2 separate regions of the Homo sapiens genome follow, and region 1 is linked to region 2. The links are chromatin loops, found by intact Hi-C in ENCODE. Cell type or tissue: heart right ventricle. All regions are shown on one strand. Links, peaks and the distances in the headings refer to the core of each region. The heading gives the core; the rest is flanking DNA. Region 1 overlaps GNAT3 (G protein subunit alpha transducin 3). Region 2 overlaps CD36 (CD36 molecule (CD36 blood group)).

The links. Hi-C counts contacts between places; a loop is a spot of excess contacts. Peaks named below come from ENCODE experiments on the same cell type or tissue, not always from the same donor. Only the 100,000 strongest peaks of a DNase experiment are listed, where the experiment ranks them.
Region 1: a loop joins it to region 2, with 2.9 times the contacts of the local background. A loop is called at or near these places in 2 of 110 quality-filtered maps.

The regions. Positions count from the first base shown.
Region 1 is chr7:80,447,742-80,459,128 of GRCh38, forward strand. GNAT3 (G protein subunit alpha transducin 3) reads right to left here. Exons shown (of 8, transcript NM_001102386.3): 8 at 10,894-11,120. The coding sequence ends at 10,930. Among named protein-coding and RNA genes, the nearest start is that of GNAT3, 59 kb to the right of the region's middle. In heart right ventricle, for the core only: CTCF peaks have their summits at 6,152 (motif pointing left) and 6,353; no DNase peak of the experiment used is centred there.
Region 2 is chr7:80,673,851-80,685,237 of GRCh38, forward strand. CD36 (CD36 molecule (CD36 blood group)) reads left to right here. Exons shown (of 15, transcript NM_001001548.3): 14 at 133-297; 15 at 2,534-5,424. The coding sequence ends at 297. Among named protein-coding and RNA genes, the nearest start is that of CD36, 41 kb to the left of the region's middle. In heart right ventricle, for the core only: CTCF peaks have their summits at 7,623 and 7,825; a DNase peak (open chromatin) is centred at 6,730; H3K27ac peaks cover 3,704 bases.

The sequences.
Region 1 (11,387 bases), core at 1,544-9,543, 230 kb before region 2:
ATGTATAACTTTTGTTGACACCAATGAAATTGGGTAAATGGCTTTGGGAGAACAGAGATTGCTGACATTTATGTAGCATTATTTGGAATATAAAATAAATGTGTAAAGCTTACCAATTGGAAATTTTACCAAATGTACTCAAGATTTTTTAAAACCTTGAATTGGGTAGAAAAAAAATGATGGCCTTTTACTCATAGTACATCACTTTCTTTAGACATTTTTATTATTCCTCCCTTTCCCACCAAAAGCATTAATACAGAACTGGGAACCTTAACACCTACATACATACACATACATACACATGCTCTGTTACACATGTGTAATATTATTTAAATGTGGATTGTCTGTTTTGCGTACTAGTCACAGAGATTTACCTGACGTTGTTATAGTGATAAGGCCTATGAAGAAGGAAGTACAAGTTGTTCAGAGATCACATAGGACAGATAGTCAGCCAAGAACTGGCTGGTAAAGGAAGCACTTCTTAAAAAAGTAAAAACCTAAAAGTTGAGTTAGTTAGTCAACCAACAGGGAGAAGAAGAATGTTCTGGGAGAGAGGATGTTTGCAATTGTATTTATAAAGGTAAAAGATTGAGCTAGCAAGGTAAAAAGATGCCAGGTAGTTAAGAACATTTAAACAGTATGGCAGCTGGACATTGTTATAGGCATTAGAGTACCATGGAAGCATTTGAAGTTGTGTCATGTAGTTGCACTGCATTTTAGAAAGAGCATCTGGCAGTTGGGTGAAAACACTGGAAGTGGCAAGAGTGGAGGCCACCACAGTTTAAGAAGGTGTTTCAGGAATCTCTGCAAGAGAGATGAACAAGACAAGGGGCAGTGATGATGCAGAAAAGCAGATCATTAAAAAAAAATTTAGAATGAGAATGTAGAATAAACAAAACATGTTGAATAATTTGAAATGTGAAAGAAAAGAATACGCCAGGCACAGTGACTCATGCCCCTAATCCCAGCACTTCGGGAGGCAAAGGTGGGTGGATCCCTTGAGCCCAGGAGTTCAAGACCAGCGTGAAACACAGTCTCTACTAAAAATACAAAAAAAAATTAGCCAGGCATGGTGGTGCACACCCATAGTCCCAGGTACTTGGGAGGCTAAGGTGGATCACCTGAACCCGAGAAGTCGAGACTGAAGTGAGCAGTGATTGCCCAACTGAACTCCAGCCTGGGCAATAGGAGTGAAACTGTGTCAGTTAAAAAAAAAAAAAAAAGAAGAAGAAGAAGGATAAAAACTAATCCAGCTTAAATAACTAAGAGGAGGGATAGACTTGGAGGTAATAAATAGTGGTTTGTTTTTTTTTTTTTTTTTGAAATGTTGAGTTTTATTTGTCTGTATATGTTTGAAGAGACAGGAAGATATGCATGCAGGGATCAAGAGACTAACCTTGTCTAAAAAAAAATGAAGCCATGAAAGACTTAAGATTTCTCAGAATGTATAGAATGAGAAGAGAAGATGGCCTAGTGAATATTAGTAATACTAACATTTACACAATGATCAGGGAAGCTTGAGGAGAAGAAACATGAGATTCAGCAGAAAAACCAGGGAATTATGGCATTCTGGAAGTCAAGAGTAATAAGGACGCTCTCCAGGAGACCTCGGTAAACAATCATTGGCTAATTTTTTTATTAATTCACATTCATTCATTAAGTTTCTATTTTGTGTAAAGAGCAGGTGGGGAAAAACCCATATCTGGTCTCTGCTCTCAGGGAGTGCATAGTAATATGAAGAAATAAAAATAAGTTGAAAAATTACACACATAAATATTTCTTTGTAAACTTTAATAAGTTGTAAAGAGTAAAATTATGGGCTAGATGTGGTGGCTCATGTCTGTAATCCTAGCATTTTGGGAGGCCGAGAGGGACAGATCACTTGAGGCCAAGAGTTCGAGACCAGCCTGGCCAATATGTTAAAACCCCCTCTCTACTAAAAACACTAAAATTAGCTGGACATGGTGGTGTGTGCCTGTGGTTCCAGCTACTCAGGAGGCTGAGGCACAAAAATCACTTTAATCCAGGAGGTAGAGGTTGCAGTAAAGCCAAGATCAGAACACTTCACTGCAGCCTGGGTAACAGAGCAAGACTCTTCTTAAAAACAAAACAAAACAAAACAAAAAAAAACAAGAGTAAAATTATGAAGACCCGTAGAAGTACATACAGGCGAATGAACTTCTATTCCGTGAAGTTTGAGAACCTTGTCTTAAGAAGTGAACTCTAACCTAAGATTTGAAGAATGAGTAGGCGCCAACAGGGCTTGTAGGGGAGAGGGCAGTCCTGGCACATAATCCTGCAAGTGGACTTTGATCCTGCAAAGGACAGAACATGTGAAATCAGGGCCACTTTCCCTGAGTAACTGCACTCCTGAAACTTTATTTTAACCCAGAAATTATCTCAGCTTCTAGGAGTTTTAAAAAATAAAATTTAACTATTACTTTTAGGCAACCAGCTATGCAGGGAATGTAGACCTATATTGACAAGGATATTGAAGTTTGGGACATTTCCACGTCCCAGTGGAGGTCACTATGGAAAATATGGACTCATCATTTATTAATTTATGAAATACTTTTTAATTCTCTTACGTAGGTGAGATACTATGGGTATGAATGAATGCCACTTTATTCCTTTCAAAATCACCTTTATTATTTTTGTTATGATTTTTGGGAGCTAACATATATTGGCCCATTTTATGTGTTCAATTCAGTGATGTTTGGTAACTTACCAAGTTTTTACATTATTCTTTAATAAAATGTTTATACATTAATTCATTTTCCCTCCCTTGGATGACACGAGATGTTCTACCAGGCTTAACAATGAAATGTTGCCCTTGTGAAATCTTTCCTAGGGGCAACATTAGATATCTGGTTCTTTTCCCCAGGAATAAATAACACTTTTAAGCCTTCAATTTAAACCTAAAATGAAAAGGAAATCACAATTTTTAAACATAAAAGTCATATTTTAAATGTTCATTAAAAATCTTTTGCATACCATTCCTCTTCCTCATTTTAGTAAGAGTTAAGACAAGCTTACTCTGGTATCAGTTTTCAAAAGAAATTGCCGAGTCACAAGCTGAGGTTATGTTGGTCTGTGGTGGTTGTTTAATCTACTCTGTTCGTTCATAGGTAAGAAAAACTACCACCTAAAATAAACGACTGTTCAATGTCTCACAGCGGATTGGTGCTCAAACTGGGATTTAAAATTAAGTCCTCAAACATAGCCCACGCTTCCCTACAGTGACTGTGTCACCCATCCTAGGAGGGAAAATATAGTTCAGGGGAACTTTTTGCCACAGATTTACAATGAAATACCGGCTTAGTGATTTGCTGTTGGAGTCTAAGTTTATTGAAGCCTTCTAGGAGTGCAGAGTCCAAAGTATAACTGCATATGTGCTTCCACTACTATTTTAAGGTAAAGAACATCCTAGGAAAAACAGCAAAGCAGCATGGCTGTGGCTTTAGATCATCAAGCAGTTGTAGGGGAGAAAAGCAATATCTTTTCCTCATCTGTAGCTAGGTTCAAGGCTGAAACCCCTATAACAAAAGACAGGGTAGCAAGAGAAAGGCATGCAAATTTAGTAGAAGATTTATGTGACACAGGAGTCTTCAGAAATTAAGACCCAAAGAAGCAGGGAAAACTATGTGTTTTAATGCTTACATTGAATGAAGGCTGGACAGTTGATATGGTTTGGCTGTGTCCCCACCCAAATCACATCTTGAATTGTAGCTCCCATAATTCCTACGGTGTCGTGGGAAGGACCTCGTGGGAGGTAATTGAATCATGGGGGTGGGTTTTTCCCATGCTGTTCTCCTGGTAGTAAATAAGTCTCACGAGATGGTTTTATAAAGAGCAGTTCCCCTGCACATGCTCTCCTGCCTGCTGCCATGTGAGATGTGCCTTTGCTCCTCCTTAACCTTCTGCCATGACTGTGAGTGCTCCCCAGCTATGTGGAACTGTGAGTCCATTAAACGTCTTTTTCTTTATAAATTACCCAGTCTTGGGCATTTCTTCATAGCAGTATGAAAAATGGACTAGTACAACAGTCTTGTGGAAGTATGATTGAATGAAAGAGGATATGATCTAATGGTAATAAGCTATGGGGACGTTAGCAAGGCCTGTTCAAATTATTCTCGGTTTCTCGGTGTCTTTATTTCTTTCCTTTTGGTATAGGAAGTATCCCTCTAGAATGAGGGCTTTCTGACCTACTTTAAAGGAAGGTCAGAGAATTCTTTTATGGCTTGCTTCAGGGAAGAATGGTGAGAGAAAGTCAGAGAGATCTTCTTCTTTAAGCTGTCTTCTCAAATGCCAAAGTGCTATATTTTGTGGTACATGTCCTGAACCCTGTCACAGTATTATTTGTTCTTTTTTAAATATGAAAAGGAACACAATTGTGAAGATGAAATAAGCATTTGTGTCTGTTTTTTATACATTTATTTATTTATTTTTAAGACAGGGTCTCACTTTGTCTCCCAGGCTGAAGTGTGGTGGCACCATCATAGCTTACTACCACCTCAAACTCCTGGGCTCAAGCTATCCTCCCACCTCAGCCTCCCAAGTAGCTGAAGACAACAGGCACGTTCCAACATGCTTTGCTAAGTTTTTGTATTTTTAATAGAGACAGTGTCTTACTATGTTGCCCAGGCTGGTCTTGAACTCCTGGGCCCAAGCAATCCTCCCGCCTTGGCCTCCCAAAGTTCTGGGATTACAGGTGTGTGCCATTGCACCTGGCCTATGTACATTTTTATTATACAATTCTCTGCCTTTTGTTTCCAAAAGTGTAGGTGATTATGCTATTCTGCCACATGTATCATTGTAGTGCACACCATATGTGGGAATAAAAATGCTAAGTGATTATTTCTTGAATAGAGGCTAAGCATTTGTGGATTCAGGTGGACTGACAGACTCACGGACCTCTAACTCCTAGGGAAATTAAATTGTTTCTTTTGCTGGTAAATTATCTCACCTACCTTGTGCTTTATATAAATGTACACTTGTATACCAATATTTTAAGTGTAATAAAATATTCAGACTTTTAATGAATAAGATGATTGTAGCCCAGATTATCTTGTTCTTTGGCATTCAGGATAGGGTGCTTTATATGATAAACTTTCTTATGCTAACTCTAAGCGCAATCATCTAGTTCTTTTCTCCCAGGTAAGGCTTTTAATGTATTAAACATAAATATTCTCCATTAATTTTGATATTGTAATGCAATTAATACTTGATCATTTTTATTTTTCAGAGGAGAAAACTTACAGCAGTATACTTTGAAAAAACAATTTTCAATTACATATGTGTGCTTGGTTTTGTCCCAAACTGACCACTTTAGAAAATATAAATGTCTTTCACATAAAATACTGGCTTTGCCTGTGTCTCATATGTTATTCCTTATCTGAAAGGTGTAATAATTAGAAGACCATTACTGTCCCCCATGAATTAAATTAGGGTCTTTTTATTTCCTTTTTCTTTCATTTGACTCTATTTATTACTTAACTAGTGTGACAAATGTGGCTTAAAATAAAAACGTTGCTATTATTAATGAAAAATGTGCTGGTCGCAGCAGTGGTGATAAAGAAAAATGTGACAGAGCACTCATTTTCCTCTTGATTTGGTGGAGTGGTCGCTGGGAAAAAGTTGTAATAAACAGAATAATGGAATGGTTAATGTTTTAGCAGAATGGGATTTTACTTTGATTTGCTGAAAAGATATACATTAATAAGCAGTCAATTGATTACAACTCACAAAACACAGTTGTCAGGCATCAAATTATATTTCTCCTACTAGTCTCTGTGAGCAAATCAAGATTTTAAACACAATACAGATAACTGAAAGACACACTTTACAAAATTAATAATTACTTAGACTAAAACAAAATGACCAAAAAAGTAAGAAGATCCTAAAAGAACGATGTATCTGTGTAACACTACAAATTTGGAGCAGCTTCAGTAGCTTCCTTAATCATAAACTAAACTTGACTAAAATATTACATATTATGTTTTCAGAATGTTATAATATACTACTGAGTTAAAGTCAAAAAATATACTATGATTCTTAACAAGATTTTATTATTTGTTTCACTAAAGTTATTGGTCATCTAGATGTATTGTTTTTAATATTTGGAGGGAAAAACCTGTGATGTAAGTGTGCCCCCATGTGGCTATAGATTGGTTTGTAAGAATGTCTGAAGCATTAATGGAAAGGGGGCTTCAATTGGTTATATTAATATTATCTTGTTAATATTTACTCCATCCCAAGCACAGAGTTGTTTCTCCTGTTTTTAAAGTTTTTCTAAGATACAGGATTCTCAGTTTCTTCCATAATTCTTACAATCATATTATTTTTAGTAGTCATACATTTTAACCAATAGGTCTGCTTCTAATTCTGAAGTGTATAACATAGTAAAGACACATAAATCAACACAAAAGACGTATGTTTCCTCATGTCTAAAGTATTTGGTTAAGTCAAGCCTAAGTCATTCTCTCCAAGTGTTTAAAAATACATTTTATAAGTAAATAGGAAGACGTATCTGGTAGGAAATTGGTATTAGGACAGGCCTATGGCCTGAGAAAATAGTTTGCTATTTATGTGATATTTTAATAAGACTATTATTAAGTCTATTATTAAGAGTATATTTGTTCATAATTTTTTTTAACCAATAGGATATTGGATATTCATAGTCAATGTTGGCGATTCCACAGAATTTGAAACCCCTTTTCCATACAGCATCTTTGTGGAGTTGATTGCTTCCATAATATATATGTGTGTGTGTGTGTGTGTGTGTGTGTGTGTGTGTGTGTGTGTGTGTATTTTATATATATATATTTTTTTTTTTTTTTGAGACAGAGTCTCACTCTGTCACCCAGGCTGGAGTGCAGTGGCGCAATCTTGGCTCACTGTGACCTCCACCTCCAGAGTTCAAGCGATTTTCCTGCCTCAGCCTCCCAAGTAGCTGGAATTACAGGTGTGCGTCACCATGCCCAACTAATTTTTTTGTATTTTTAGTAGAGACGGGGTTTTGCCATATTGGCCAGGCTGGTCTGAAACTCCTGACCTCAGGTGATCTGCCCACCTCGGCCTTCCAAAGTGCTGGGATTGCAGGCGTGAGCCACCACTCCCGGCCACTTCCATATTTTGACACAAAAGTATATCTTTATTTAACTCACTAGTCACTAATCCCAGGATGCAAAGTCTAACTTATTGGCCAGTTGATGCTTCTGGAAAATTGCTGTGAGGGTTGGTTGTTAATGACCCCACTGTATATAAGCCCACATCTTGTTTCTGAGGTAGTGCAGTGTGTTGGCATTATAATCATGTTTGAGCGAGTTTGAATGGCATTCATTTTTGTTTGTTTGTTTGAGCATGTGACTGAGCAGCAACCGCAAAAAGCAAGGGCACCGACGGCACAGATAGAAGCCTGAGCCTCAGCTTGAAATGCATGTTTTCATTTTAACCAACATTACTGTTCTCAGTGGAAGTTTCTTCAGGGTAGAAGCAAACTTTTCCATATTTTATTTTGTTATATTTAAAAACTAGCCCCAAATGCTGTGCTTCTACTCTAACTTTTTGTATTAAACTTTTAAAAGTGAAATCTGAAATAATTAAATTTTAAAGGTTGCAATCATTAAAGAATTAATACAAACATCTATTTAATTTTTTTCTTTACTAAAAATTCTCTTTTCTTAATTAGAATTCATTATTTAGCATGGCAATATTTGTGATGATGAAGAAAACTTCTTTAAGTGAAATCATAATATTGGGAGGAATTTAACGGTTTTCTTTTTAAAAATAATTCAAGATAACTTCCATTTTCATTTTGGTCATTTAACGTACTGTTTAATGTTCTCAGAGAACAATATTTCAGAAGTAAATATTTATGCCTGTCACTTTTGTGCACAGGGCAAAATGAGTTATGTACTTTGTTTGTTTGAGATGGAGTCTCGCTCTGTCACCAGGCTGGAGTGCAGTGGCATGATCTCAGCTCACTGCAACCTCCCCACCTTCCAAGTTCAAGTGATTCTCCTGCCTCAGCCTCCCAAGCAGCTGGGACTACAGGCATGCACCACCACACCCAGCTAATTTTTGTATTTTTAGTAGATACTTGGTGGTTCACATCTGTAATCCCAGCACTTTGGGAGGCTGAGGCGGGCAGATCATGAGGTCAAGAGTTATGTACTTCTGAAAAGCAAACTGAACCATTTCTGACCCCACCCTTTCCACCTACATTGTCTAAAAAATGAATCCTAAACTTAAGTCAGTAACATTTCAAATGATATATTTTCCTTTATGGAAGAGTCTCTTCACACTTATGGAAGAAAACAGGTTGATGTAGAGTGGGAAGGGAGGAAAGACAAAGCGATGAATGAAATATAGTATTTGTAATATTTATTTAAAATCTCATAATATTGAACGTCTTCTAGCAAAACGTTGGATGGTTGTCATACAGATAGTGATTCTTAGCTAGAAAACTTCATGGAATGCCTGAACTAAATGATTGCTCATGCTTTTGTTCATGTGTGCTTGATATCTTGGAATTTCAAATTAATTTTTTAATATAATTTTTAAAATTTGACTGTATTTGTTGATAATTGCTCTTTGTTTTTGGGAAAAAAAGCCACAGGCACTTAAGTGAAGATTATTCATTGAGTTATGATTATCTTTATGTGTTTAGAAGGAAAATACATCATAGAAAAATGAAGTAGCAACACTGAGAGACAGAATTATCTAAATCCACCTAAACCGCAGTTTGGCAAATTGTTTAACTTATCTTCCCTGCAACTCACCTAGCTTATAAGAATTTAATTAAATATTTTTAAGAGTCCTAGCTGACCTAATATTCTGACTATATATCATTTTCCAGAAGTATAGAAGGATAAATGATAGTGAGACATGCTTTTTTTTTTTAGATGGAGTCTCACTCTGTTGCCCAAGCTGGAGTGCAGTGGCGTGATCTCAGTTCACCGCAACCTCTACCTCCTGGGTTCAAGCAATTCTCCTACCTCAGCCTCCCGAGTAGCTGGGACTACAGGTGCATGCCACCACACCCAGCTAATTTTTGTATTTTTAGTAGAGATGGGGTTTCACCATGTTGGTCAGGGTGGTCTTGATCTCTTGACCTCATGATCCACCGGCCTTGGCCTCCCAAAGTGCTGGGATAGGCATGAGCCACTGCTCCTGGCCCAGACATGCTTTAAAAGTATGTTTTGCAGGGCCAGACATGGTGGCTCACGCCCGTAATCCCAGCACTTTGGAAGGCCAAGGTGGGTGGATCATTTGAGGTCAGGAGTTTGAGACCAGCCTAATCAACATAGTGAAACCTTGTCTCCACTAAAAATACAAAAATAAGCCGGGCAGTAGTGGTGTGCACCTATAATCCCAGCTACTCCGGAGGCTGAGGTGGGAGAATCACTTGAGCCTGGGAGGCAGAGGTTTCAGTGAGCTGAGATTGGGCCACTGGTCTCCACTCTGAGCAAGAGTGAGAACCTGTCTCAAAAAAAAAAAAAAAAAAAAAAAAAAAAGTATTGCAAATGGTAGACAATTTATAAAAAGAAAAAAATCACCTGTAATCTTCATAGATAACTTGATTTAGTTTGTAAAGCACCAACTTGGTTTTTTAAAAAGGAAGACTTTGACCATTAGAATAAAATATGATAGTCAGAATGGACCATGCAGAACCAAGGGAGGAGCTCAACATTTACCTTCTAAAAATCTGCTTGTTCTTCCTTCCCACTTCTTATTCACAAAACAAAAAACATATGAGTGCTAAAACATTAAATTATTTTTCTCTCTTGAAGTCCAGAGTTGTCATCCCAAAGCCCATGTGGTCGTCAGTTGTCATAATGTTCCATGCCAATCTGGAATAAAATGTGGGGAATGGGCGTTCCATTAAAAACTATTATTCACTTATAAAGCCTTACATTGTGTATGTGACCATATACTTCCCCCTCTCTTCAACCAGGGTAGTGCAAAAAAAAAAAATTAATAAATTATTGAAATTTTCAACTCCAAGAGTAAATTCAGCATTAATGATTTTTTTAAAGAAAATAATGTAGGAGATAAAATTGAATATATTTATTTTGCAAATGTAATTTCATATTAACAAAGAAATGTATAGAGAACATTTCATTTGCAGCTGCCTAACAGAGGGGTAATTGACTAATAAATGCCTCATGCCCTTTTAAAATAGACTTTCCAGGCCAAGAGCCGTGGCTCATGCCTGTAATTCCAGGGCTTTGAGAGGCCGAGAAGAGAGGATCACCTGAGGCCAGGAGTTCAAGCCAGGCTGGGCAACATAGTGAGACACTGTTACTATAAAAAAAACTCACAAAAAACAAAAAACTTAGCTGGGCATGGTGGCATGCATGTGTAGACCTAGCTACTCAGGAGGTTGTGGTGAGAGGATCGCTTGAGCTGAGGAGTTAGAAGCCATAGTGAGCTATGGTTGTGCCACTGTACTCCAGTCTGGGCAACACAGTGAGACCCTGTCTCTTAAAAAAAAAAAAGTCTCTACAGTACTGGCATGGCTACATTATCAACAAAAATGAATGCCTCTCAAAATCTGGCCAATGGAAATAATATTATTCCATATTTCTTCATTATTCTATGATTACAAATAGTCTGCATGTAGAGGTTTATTTCCAAGAAAATCCAGTGTCATTGATATGTACTGTTACAGTTACCAAAATATATCAGTTTTTAGATATAAGGACATCAAAGACACTCCCATTCCCCATGTTCCAAAGAAATTTAAACTTATCCAGATATAGATGATAACACATAAATATTTTTGTGGGAAAACTTTTTGCTTTACAATGCTAGTTATATGTCTAGATAAGTTAATGTCTATTCAAACTAAACACGTCATACAGCACCTTTTCTTTTATATTTTGAAAAGCATACATGAGCAAGAGTGGAAGAGAAAATAGTTGATTAGAAAAGCCCACAGTCTTTTAGATTCTCTTTGATTATTATATCTGTAACTGCGTCAAACACAAACTTGACATTTTGGGTGTCAGTAGCACAGGTCATGTGGGAATAAATTTCCTTATCTTCTTTTTTTAAATTCAGGTCTAGAAACTGGTTCTTGATGTAGTTTCCTGCATCTTCAAATGTATTTGGCCCTTGTTAAACAAAATATTTGAAGAAGTAAAGATTAATCATATGTTACAAAGAATAGGCTATAAATAATATCAGCAAATTTTAGGATTTTACTTTGATATACAAAGTATTGCAAAATCATAAAGGCAACGGTCAATTATCAGGGTGCTGGGAACTATGCTCACCCCTTTGGGAGCTCCCGGTGGCTAAAAGGTAAACTTTGCATCAAAAAGCTCAAAATACAGTAGAAATCCCAAAATATTTATAAAACAAAGTGAGTGATACAAACT
Region 2 (11,387 bases), core at 2,107-10,106:
CATTAACTTGCCTTATAGATACTGATGACTAACACCAATAGAGGTGTTAGAAAAAAGGGTGATAGGCAATTGAAGGGTTTATTTTGTTTTACTAACGTACCCAAATAATGTTGATTATTAACTTGATTACAGACTGGGACCATTGGTGATGAGAAGGCAAACATGTTCAGAAGTCAAGTAACTGGAAAAATAAACCTCCTTGGCCTGATAGAAATGATCTTACTCAGTGTTGGTGTGGTGATGTTTGTTGCTTTTATGATTTCATATTGTGCATGCAGATCGAAAACAATAAAATAAGTAAGTATGTACCAAAAAATATTGCTTCAATAATATTAGCTTATATATTACTTGTTTTCACTTTATCAAAGAGAAGTTACATATTAGGCCATATATATTTCTAGACATGTCTAGCCACTGATCATTTTTAAATATAGGTAAATAAACCTATAAATATTATCACGCAGATCACTAAAGTATATCTTTAATTCTGGGAGAAATGAGATAAAAGATGTACTTGTGACCATTGTAACAATAGCACAAATAAAGCACTTGTGCCAAAGTTGTCCAAAATTGACTGGTTCATTTCTCAATTATATAGCTAGTTATATATTATCTGATACTTAAAAATAATTGACTAGGAAATGGTTTCATAAGACCAGGATTGCTGCATGTAGACATGCTGGCCGTGCATTTTCCAAATCCAGAAAAGTCCTGAACAAAAATTTGAATATAATAGTATCAGGAAATAGGGGAAAATAGTGTTCAACATAGTAGAACCAAGTACTCAGAGTGGTGTACAAGAGTTTAGGCCTCTATGCTTTAGATATTAGTGTCCATGCACTCTTAAAGATGAATGAATGCCTGACCTTTCCTAAAGGAAAACCTTTTTTTAGTTATCACAGGTAACATTGGTGTTGCCTGTGGGGGAGAATTTTTTACTTTCTCCCTATTTTTCTTCAGCCCACCTCAAGGCAATGTAAATAAAAGCAGTATGTGTGTTATAATAACTTATTTAGTTGTTTACTGTGTGCCAGTACCATGCTAAAGAAAGATTCTTTATCTCACATGATCCCTAATACAATTTCATGATTTTCCAATAGCCTGGATTCATCAGCATCCATTCTATCTTCTAGAGATGTTCCATGAAATCATACATTTTAATTGTTTGTGACCAAAGCATAAATCAGTGAAAGTGGAATTTGGGGACCAATAATTTCCTTTTGTGAGATGGAGAGCTTGTGTTTGAAAAGGCAACCTAATTTTTGGTTCTAATCACTTCTACCACTATTTAGTCACCAAAAAGACAATAATTCTGCATCCAAACTATTTGGACAGAATGGCTTCAAAATGCTAGCCTAAAATGTTCACATTATAAAAAGTTAAATATTACCTTCAATACCTGTCAGTAGCCTACTGACAAATTATGACTAAACAAAGGTATTTGTATGACTATGTAATAGATCATCCGCTGAAAAGTAAAACAAAATAACAAAAAAACTTGTCCTAATGGGAAAGCATGCTTAATAAAAGGAAATGCAGAAGTTATAAACATGTTTTGTAAGTAAGTATTCAGAATTAAAATTATGTGATACATTTTTATGATTGCTTAATGATCCTTGGATGTCAGATTCCTTGGGTCTATTTATAGCTAAATTATAATGAAAAATTCAAGGCTTGCTGGAGCAACTTTGTCAACAAATATATTAGTTTTGCTTATATATTTGATTTTTATGTGGAAAAATTACTACCCTTTTTTACAAGCAGAGAATAAACTGTTGATTACTTGATTTACTAGATTTAGAAGAATCACAAAAGATATGTAGATTTTCTTAAGCAAAATTCAGCTCTTAATATCATAAAAATTATATCTTTGGGCAGATTTGTAAACAATAGGAACAAGTAAGAAGACAGGTATGTAAGAAGTAGCAAAGTGTAAGACGGTGGAGCTTTAATGTGTGGTTTTACTCAGGGGGTCACAAGAAAATAACCCAATGGTCCTTTTGAAAGTAGTACATACACCTTTAAATGGAACTTGGTCTGAAGGGTGTGGAAATGCTGGTCCAGGGCAGATGCACTTCAGCTACCGTTCCTTGCCTGGTGTGTGCTTGTCTTGAAGCACCCTTCTTATGTGCCTTTCTGGAATGGGAATGTGTTTTGCCCTATTGGTGAAGTCCGTTAGAGAACTTCTCTCTGCAGCTAGAGAAACTGAACTGATTAATAAAAAGTATGATATCTAAGATATACTGCCACTCTACAGGTAGTAAATGATTCTTCACATTTGTGCGCCAGCTACATCATGACCCTTGGTAATACCGACCAACAGGATGAAAATTGGATATGCTTTACTTTTACAAAGCACACCTTATCTTTTAGTTGAAGAAATGGTGGCACTATTTCTTTTTTTGCACTAAGCAACTGCACATTTCAAAAGGATTATTGAGATGTTATGAAAATCTCTACCTTGCACAAAAAAAAACCCAGCAGCTTTTAAAATTCATCATTTCCACAACTGAATTGATTTCCGTTTCTACAGACCTGGCTCAAGCACAAACCAATTTGTGTTGTTCTGATTCAATAATTGGTTTCTGGGTGGCCAATTCAGAAGAAGAGTGTACATGCTCAACAAATCCTAGGCCCTGCATTCCTGTCATCCTCATCCGGGGGAAACACCATCATCCCAGTAGCTGCCCTATTCAACTGCAACAGTCTCCAGGACCATCAGTATACTGCATTTCATGTGCACCAAATATTTTGAAAGACATTTATAAATAATTGGCTTATGACTCATATTTCTCTATGAATACCTTCATACAGCAGGTATAACTCTTTTCTTTATGGGCTTAAATATTTTGTCACTGATCCTGCAAATGGACATCATTTTAGCACACTAGCGGTTTATATTTTAAGGACCTTCATTCTCTGTTCTGCACCTCTTCTGGAAATTGAGTAAATTTTGCTTTTTTTTTTTTACTCAGTTGCAACTTACGCTTGGCATCTTCAGAATGCTTTTCTAGCATTAAGAGATGTAAATGATAAAGGAATTATTGTATGAAATATTACAAAGCGTAGACTATGCATTGTTATTCATTATAATATTTTTTGCTGTCATAATCGCCTCATAAAGACAGGTTTCAACCATTAAAATATGTTCTTCCTTAAATTCCTGTGCTTTTTCTAGTTCCTCTTGTGTCATAAAATGTTTATCCTAATTTTCTCTCTGAAGTATATTTTATCTGAATCCACATTTCTTTATAAATCCATAGTCCTTGCTGAAATATGCTTTCTAAATTTCTACCACTTTGTTCTAGGCTAATTTTTTAAGCTAATTGGATGAAGAACAAAAAGACATTTGGTTTCATCCTTTACAGCAGTAGGACAATTGCAAAGGTTTTTCCTTTTTCATAAGGAGACACATTAATAGGTAACTCTGTTTCTTGAGCAGGGGTTCACTTATTCTGAGAGCATTAGTTCTCCTAAAAAGCTCCAGCATAGAAAGGGAAGATAAACCAAATTCTAGCTTGTGTTTTACCCACAGAAGGATACAGGACAAAGGAATAGTAACTGGCCTGTTTGGATACTAAAATCGAAAATAACTTTTAGCCTCCTCCTTATGATAGCCGCCAGAGTAAATGTTGAGCATTACTACAGAAAAGCCACAAACCAAGAATCTACCTGTTTGGAAAGATCTTTTGCATCTCTGAAGGTGCTTAAAGCATACTTAGTGCCTTTCCTTTTAACTGGGAAGATAAAAGAAGTATCTGTCCAAGATATTAATATGTAAGATAACATTGTAGACATGTTCTTCTGATAATACAAGGTTTATTCTATTTGCATTAGGATATTTGTGGACATGTCCATCTAATATAAAGGAAAGTTTTTTAATCATTGAGGCATGTAGGGCTGAGTTATATAATGTAGAAACTTCTAAAGATAATTGGATGAGAATATACATATTGACCTGTATATTATGACTAATCATGACTCAGATCTTAATACAGGGATGATCTCATAGCATTTAGATATCAGAAAAGGTTTTGACCTATATGTCTTTAATATTGTTTGAATACATGTATAATCTTTATCATTCCTCAGTGTTTCATTTCTCAAATTCTGTAAAAGGAATATAAGAGGAAAGACAATTCATATACAAAGACAACGAGATTAAAAATATGCAGTAGGAAAAATAATTACTTAAGGGGAGATTTTTTTTACATGAAATCTGGGCTTTGGATGTGTGTGTGTGTGTGTGTGTGTGTGTGTGTGCACATATGCACTGTGGTGGGAGTGGGGCAACTTGGGGAATATGTTACATGTGTGACTTTGTTTTGCCCTGGCGAAGTTAATGTTGTTCAGAAAGGGTAAATGTTTGGACACTTGCAATTGCTCATGGATGAATTTATATGTTTTAGTCATAGAAAAATTGTACCCTTTGATAGAAGCACATTTTCTTTCCAAAGCTGGTTATTAACCACAGAATTATAGCAGGTATTCATAACTTAAGTTTGAAAATCAATAGCGTCTGCAAATGGATTAACAGATTAGAGAATCAACAGCATCGGAAAATAGGTTAATGCATATTGCTTCTAACAAGTGCATGAAGAAATAGAAGAAGCTATGTAGCTTTCAGTTCTGACAGAAAAGGGTGAAGGAGGGTATCATTTCAAGAAAAAAAATAGCTATCACGCAATGGTTATCTCTGAAAATATTTGTATTAAGATGTGTATACATGGCCAGGCATGGTGGCTCATGCCTGTAATCCCAGCACTTTGGGAGGCAGGTGGATCACGAGGTCAGGAGATCAAGACCATCCTGGCCAACATGGTGAAACCTCATCTCTACTAAAAATACAAAAATGAGCGGGGTGTGGTGGCCCATGCCTGTAGTCCCAGCTGCTCGGGAGACTGAATCTCTTGAGCCTGGGAAGCAGAGGTTGCAGTGAACTGAGATCGCGTCACTGCACTCCAGCCTGGTGACAGAGCGAGATTCCATCTCAAAAAAAAAAAACAGTATGCACGTACAAATTTCTTAACCTGTTATCAATGTCTGAGCTACATAATTATCTTTCTAGTTGGAGTTTGTTTTAGGTGTGTACCAACTGACATTTCAGTTTTTCTGTTTGAAGTCCAATGTATTAGTGACTCTGTGGCTGCTCTCTTCACCTGCCCCTTGTGGCCTGTCTACAATTCTAAATGGATTTTGAACTCAATGTCGTCGCTTCTGGTTTCCTGCATATACCAATAGCATTACCTATGACTTTTTTTTTCCTGAGCTATTTTCACTGAGCTGAGCTAATGAACTAAAACTGAGTTATGTTTAATATTTGTATCAAATACATAAAAGGAATACTGCTTTTTCCTTTTGTGGCTCAAAGGTAGCTGCATTTTAAAATATTTGTGAAAATAAAAACTTTTGTTATTAGAAAAATGATTTTGCTTATTTTTATTTTTGAATGTAGTTGACTTCCATATTGTTTGATATTGTTACTATAGTTTTATATGAGCTATTATCCTTTCATGACTTATTTACATATCACTCCTATTTCCTTTTTCCAACTGTTCCCAGATGCTAGTAGTACAATCTACACATTGCAAAACGTTTCATTCTGCATACTCATGAAGGGGGCTGTGACATAGGATAAATATAAATATTTTAAAATTTTCCTTTAATTACATGAATCTTAGACAAACAGCCTCAACATCACCTGGGAACTTGTTAAAAATGCAGAATCTCTGGTTCTACCTCAGACCCACTGAATCAGAATCCACAGTTTAACAGGATCTTTAAGAAATTCATAGACACTCGAAATTTTGGAAAAGCCCTGATTTAAGTCACTGAAGTTTGACTAGCTGTAAGAGTTTTATTTGACCTGTTGCTGGTATTAGTTTGATGTATTAACAGAAGGACATAAACATACTGAGATGAGGGGGAAGTTCATCAGACCTGAAAATGTTGCTATAAATATCCCACTAAGTTTTATAATTTGCCCTGTTGAGCTTGTAAATATTTTCAAACAGTAATAAAGCTAATCTATATGGCAGAGTAGAGGGTGAAGTGGTATTAAACTTTATACTCCTTTGATTTGCTGGAATGTGTTATTTGATCTACTTGACAGTATTAACGACAAATATATATACTGCATGTAAAGTAATGAATAGGTTAGGAGCAGATAAGGGATACTAAAATTGGAGACAGGTCCTAGACTTTATCTGATATAAAAATTATTCATCTGAATAAAGAGATTCTTCAGGATCCAGTAGCTTTCTGTTTTATAAATGTATACTGAATAATAGCACTGGAGTTGTACTATGAGCACAAAACTGGGCTAGACTGCTAGATGGCCTGCTTGCCACATGTCTGCAGTGGAGTAGGGAGCAGGAGCAAGGGAGGGGATAAAGAGAAGAAAATTCAAAGAGTATTTACAGTGGAGAAAGTCTATACTGTTATATAGAAAGTGAATGAGGAAGGCTGAGCACAGTGTCTCTTGCCGGTAATCCCAGCACGCTGGGAGGCCGAGGTGGGAGTATAGCTTGAGGACAGGAGTTTGTGACTAGCCTGGGCAACACAGCAAGACCCTGTCTCTACAAAAAAAATTTAAAAATTAGCTGCGTGTGATGGCATATATCTGTAGTCCCAGCTATTTGGGAGGCTGAGGCAGGAGGATCCCTTGAGCCCAGGAGTTTCAGGCTGTTGTGAGCTACGATCACACCACTGCATTCCAGCCTGGGCAACAGAGTGAAACCCCGTCTCTAAAACAAAGAGTCAATGAGGCCGGTATGAAAGAGCTGAGCTTGGAACTATCTAGGCTTAAAGTGACAGTTTGGCAGCTGTTCCTCAGCCCTAATCTTGTCTTCATTCTACATGGTTGAGGACTAGGGCATTTGTGGAAAGAGGAACCTACGTAACAGAGAAGGCTCTGAAGTAAGTGGTGAGTAATTTCACATACTCTGCCACATTAGCATTAAAGAATAGAATTCAGTTATTGGAGACTTCTGTGGAATCATCTTAGAATGGAAATACACACGAAAAGGATTTATATATCTTTGGATATAGACTAGGGAGCAGGACTCTATTTGAGAGTAGAACCAATTTGAAATACCAATGTAGGTTAATGTTGGATATGTCCTTGTAGATACTTGAAAAATTATTTTTAAATGCTGCTGTGATGAGTTTGTGAAACTATATCTATACTGGCTAATTTAGGAATGTTTCTTTATCCACTTTCATTGCCTTTCCATCTTAGCCCTGCAGCCAGCATATTCACAGTTTGTTTAGTAGAAGTACAAGTCAGCCACAAGGGCATCAGCAGAGTAATCAAATGCACAGTAGGATTACTTGGATTCTGAAATTTCTCTTGCAGATAATCTCTTGCCAGAAAGTATTGCTCTTCTATTTCTGTTTTCCATATTATTTAAGGACATTTAGCTTTGCTAATAAAGGAAACAAATGACAAACATAGATGAAACTAAGTTTAAGGAAGTAGAGTACCATGTCAGATATCAAGGAAAGCATTTATTGAACACAGGAAGAGATGGAATTGTCAAATATACTTAAGCCACTAACTGTACATAACATACTACATTTATATGGGTCAAAGAGGTGTCCCACTAGTCCCCCTGCTGGCAATATGAATAAAACAAATGACAGACATGTCTGTTCAGCAGGCCTCTGGTTCTCTACAGCTGTGGCCAGGTATACTTTCCCCTGTGTCTCTCCAATATAACAAGAATTAATTTTGACACCAGTCCCCTTCTGTATTTTGGACTCCCTTGCTTATACTCCAAATCTGGTTTTAGTAACCCCACCATTAAAAGAGAAAGTTGATGCAACAGAGAGACAGAACATATGAATATTGTGTACTTCAGGATTCATATATAGTGGGACTTTTACCCTCCTTAGTACTCTGTCCTAAACTTGTAAATCTATCTTTTCTCTTTGCCCTAGCTTCTCACTGTGCATTTGAAGTTGATCAATAAATTGTGATATTTAATAATCTTGAATTGTTCTACAATTTTTTTGTTCCTTTAGGACAGAGCTCTCGGATAGTGCCTGGTAGTGTACTTGGAGGCTAACATTCCCTTTAAGTAATTTACAGTGCAACACTATGGTTTCCATGTTGGGTTTAAATACAAAAGGTTTGTTTATAATAATTCAGCATGCAAAATATGAAGTTCAGCAGGCTTGCTAACTAAATAATGAATTATAAATATCATATGCAGTCTAAGACCTGAATGGCAAATACATTTCTTTTACCAATCATTTGATAATTGCTTGAAATCATTTAGTTGAAAAAGTCTTGAATTGGTTAAGAATTATGCATAGACAGGTCTAAGATCTGTGTGGACAAAAGGCCAAAAGAATTAGCAAGGTCTGTCTTGGGAAATGTAATAGAGAAAATCTATAGTCCTTATGGGAAGGGAAGTCTCTAAAGGTAATTATGAAATGGGCGAATTGATGTGAGGGTTTAAACATTGATACCATTAGATGAGTTAAACTTTTATAGTCAACTATTATCATTCATTGCCAGACTGTAGAACTGTCTAGTAACAAAAACTCTGTAAGTTCAATATGTATTAATAGTAGGGTTCACTTCTAAACATTAAAGCTACATTTGACTCAGTTTAATACACACGTTGAATAAAATATTTATCTGATAAAAATGTAACTAAGCAAGAAAACAGTTATTGGCAAATTTTCTGTAAAGGACCAAATAGAAAATATTTTAGGCTGTATAGGCCATACAGGCTCTGTGACAACTACTTGGCACTGTCATTGTGGCACAAAAAAATATAGCCACGGACAATATATAACAAATGGTCATGGCTGTGTTCCAATAAATCTTTATATATATATGTGTATATACACATACGTGTATATATACGTGTATATACGTGTATGAACACATACGTGTATATATACGTGTATACACGTGTATGTACACATACGTGTATATATACACGTGTATATATGTGTATGTACACATACGTGTATATATACGTGTATATACGTGTATGTACACAGGTGTATATATACGTATATGTACGTATATGTGTATATATGTGTATATATGTGTATATATACGTATACGTGTATATATGTGTATATACGTATACGTGTATATATGTGTATATACGTATATATACGTATATGTGTATATATGTGTATTTATACGTATATGTGTATTATGTGTATATATACGTATATGTGTATATATGTGTATATATACGTATATGTGTATATGTGTATATATACTTATATATGTGTATATGTGTATATATGTGTATATGTGTATATGTGTATATATGTGTATGTGTATATATACATATATGTGTATGTGTATACATGTGTATGTGTATATATACATATATGTGTATATATACATGTATGTGTATATATACATATGTGTATGTGTATATATACATATGTGTATGTGTATATATACATATGTGTATGTGTATATATACATATGTGTATGTGTATATATACATATGTGTATATATACATATGTGTATATATGTATATATGTATATATACATATGTGTATATATGTATATATGTATATATACATATATGTGTGTATATATGTATATATGTGTATTTATATATGTGCATGTGTGTATAAATATGTATATATTATATGTGTGTATATATACATATATGTATGTATATATACATATATACATACATATATACATATATACACACATATACGCACATATAGACATATATATGTATATATACACACATATATACATATATATGTATATATACACACATATATACATATATATGTATATATACACACATATATACATATATGTATATATACACATATATATGTATATATACACATATATATGATATATATGATAAGCTGTATTTGGCACACAAGACACAGTTTGTTGGTTCCTAGACCAGAAAGTGCTGGAACTTTGTAGATTTTGATACAATGGATAATTATTTGAGTGACTGGATTAGTCTGAAACTTTCCTATTGTATTAGCCAATCATAGCTATATAAAGGATATGCCATTCAGAATTGGGGCTACTAAAAAACAGATGTTCTTTAGTTGATTGAATTTCCTTGCCATGTCAGAAATGGAACTCTTCACTTTTGGGGATTAAAGTCCAGGTTACCATCCAAATGAAGCTATTCTGCTTAATATTATCTCAATGATTAAGAACTGTTTCAGTCATGAAGTCCTTGCCCATGGCTATGTCCTGCATGGAATTGCCTAGCTTTTCTTCTAGGGTTTTTATGGTTTTAGGTCTAACATTTAAGTCTTTAATCCATCTTGAATTAATTTTTGTATAAGGTGTAAGGAAGGGATCCTTTCAGCTTTCTACATATGCCTAGCCAGTTTTCCCAGCACCATTTATTAAATAGGGAATCCTTTCCACATTTCTTGTTTTCATCAGGTTTGTCAAAGATCAGATGGTTGTAGATGTGTGGTATTATTTCTGAGGGCTCTGTTCTGTTCCATTGGTCTATATATCTGTTTTGGTACCAGTACCACACTGTTTTGGTTACTGTAGCCTTGTAGTATAGTTTGAAGTCAGGTAGTGTGATGCCTCCAGCTTTGTTGTCTTGGCTTAGGATTGTCTTGGCAATGTGGGCTCTTTTTTGGTTCCATATGAACTTTAAAGTAGTTTTTTCCAATTCTGTGAAGAAAGTCATTGGTAGCTTGATCTGGATGGCATTGAATCTATAAATTACCTTGGCAGTATGGTCATTTTCACGATGTTGATTCTTCCTATACATGAGCATGGAATGTTATTCCATTTGTTTGTGTCCTCTTTTATTTCGTTGAGCAGTGGTTTGTGGCTCTCCTTGAAGAGGTCCTTCACATCCCTTGTAAGTTGGATTCCTAGGTATTTTATTCTCTTGGAAGCAATTGTGAATGGGAATTCCCTCATGATTTGGCTCTCTCTTTGTCTGTTATTGGTGTATAGGAATGCTTGTGATTTTTGCACATTGATTTTGTATCCTGAGACTTTGCTGAAGTTGTTTATCAGCTTAAGGAGATTTTGGGCTGAGACGATGGGGTTTTCTAAGTATACTATCATGTCACCTGCAAACAGGGACAATTTGACTTCCTCTTTTCCTAATTGAATACCCTTTATTTCCTTCTCCTGCCTGATTGCCCTGGCCAGAACTTCCAACACTATGTTGAATAGGAGTGGTGAGAGAGGGCATCGCTGTCTTGTGCCAGTTTTAAAAGGGAATGCTTCCAGTTTTTGCCCATTCAGTATGATATTGGCTGTGGGTTTTTCATAAATAGCTCTTATTATTTTTAAATACATCCCATCAATACCTAGTTTATTGAGAGTTTTTAGCATGAAGGGCTGTTGAATTAAAACACCAAAAGCGATGGCAACAAAAGCCAAAAT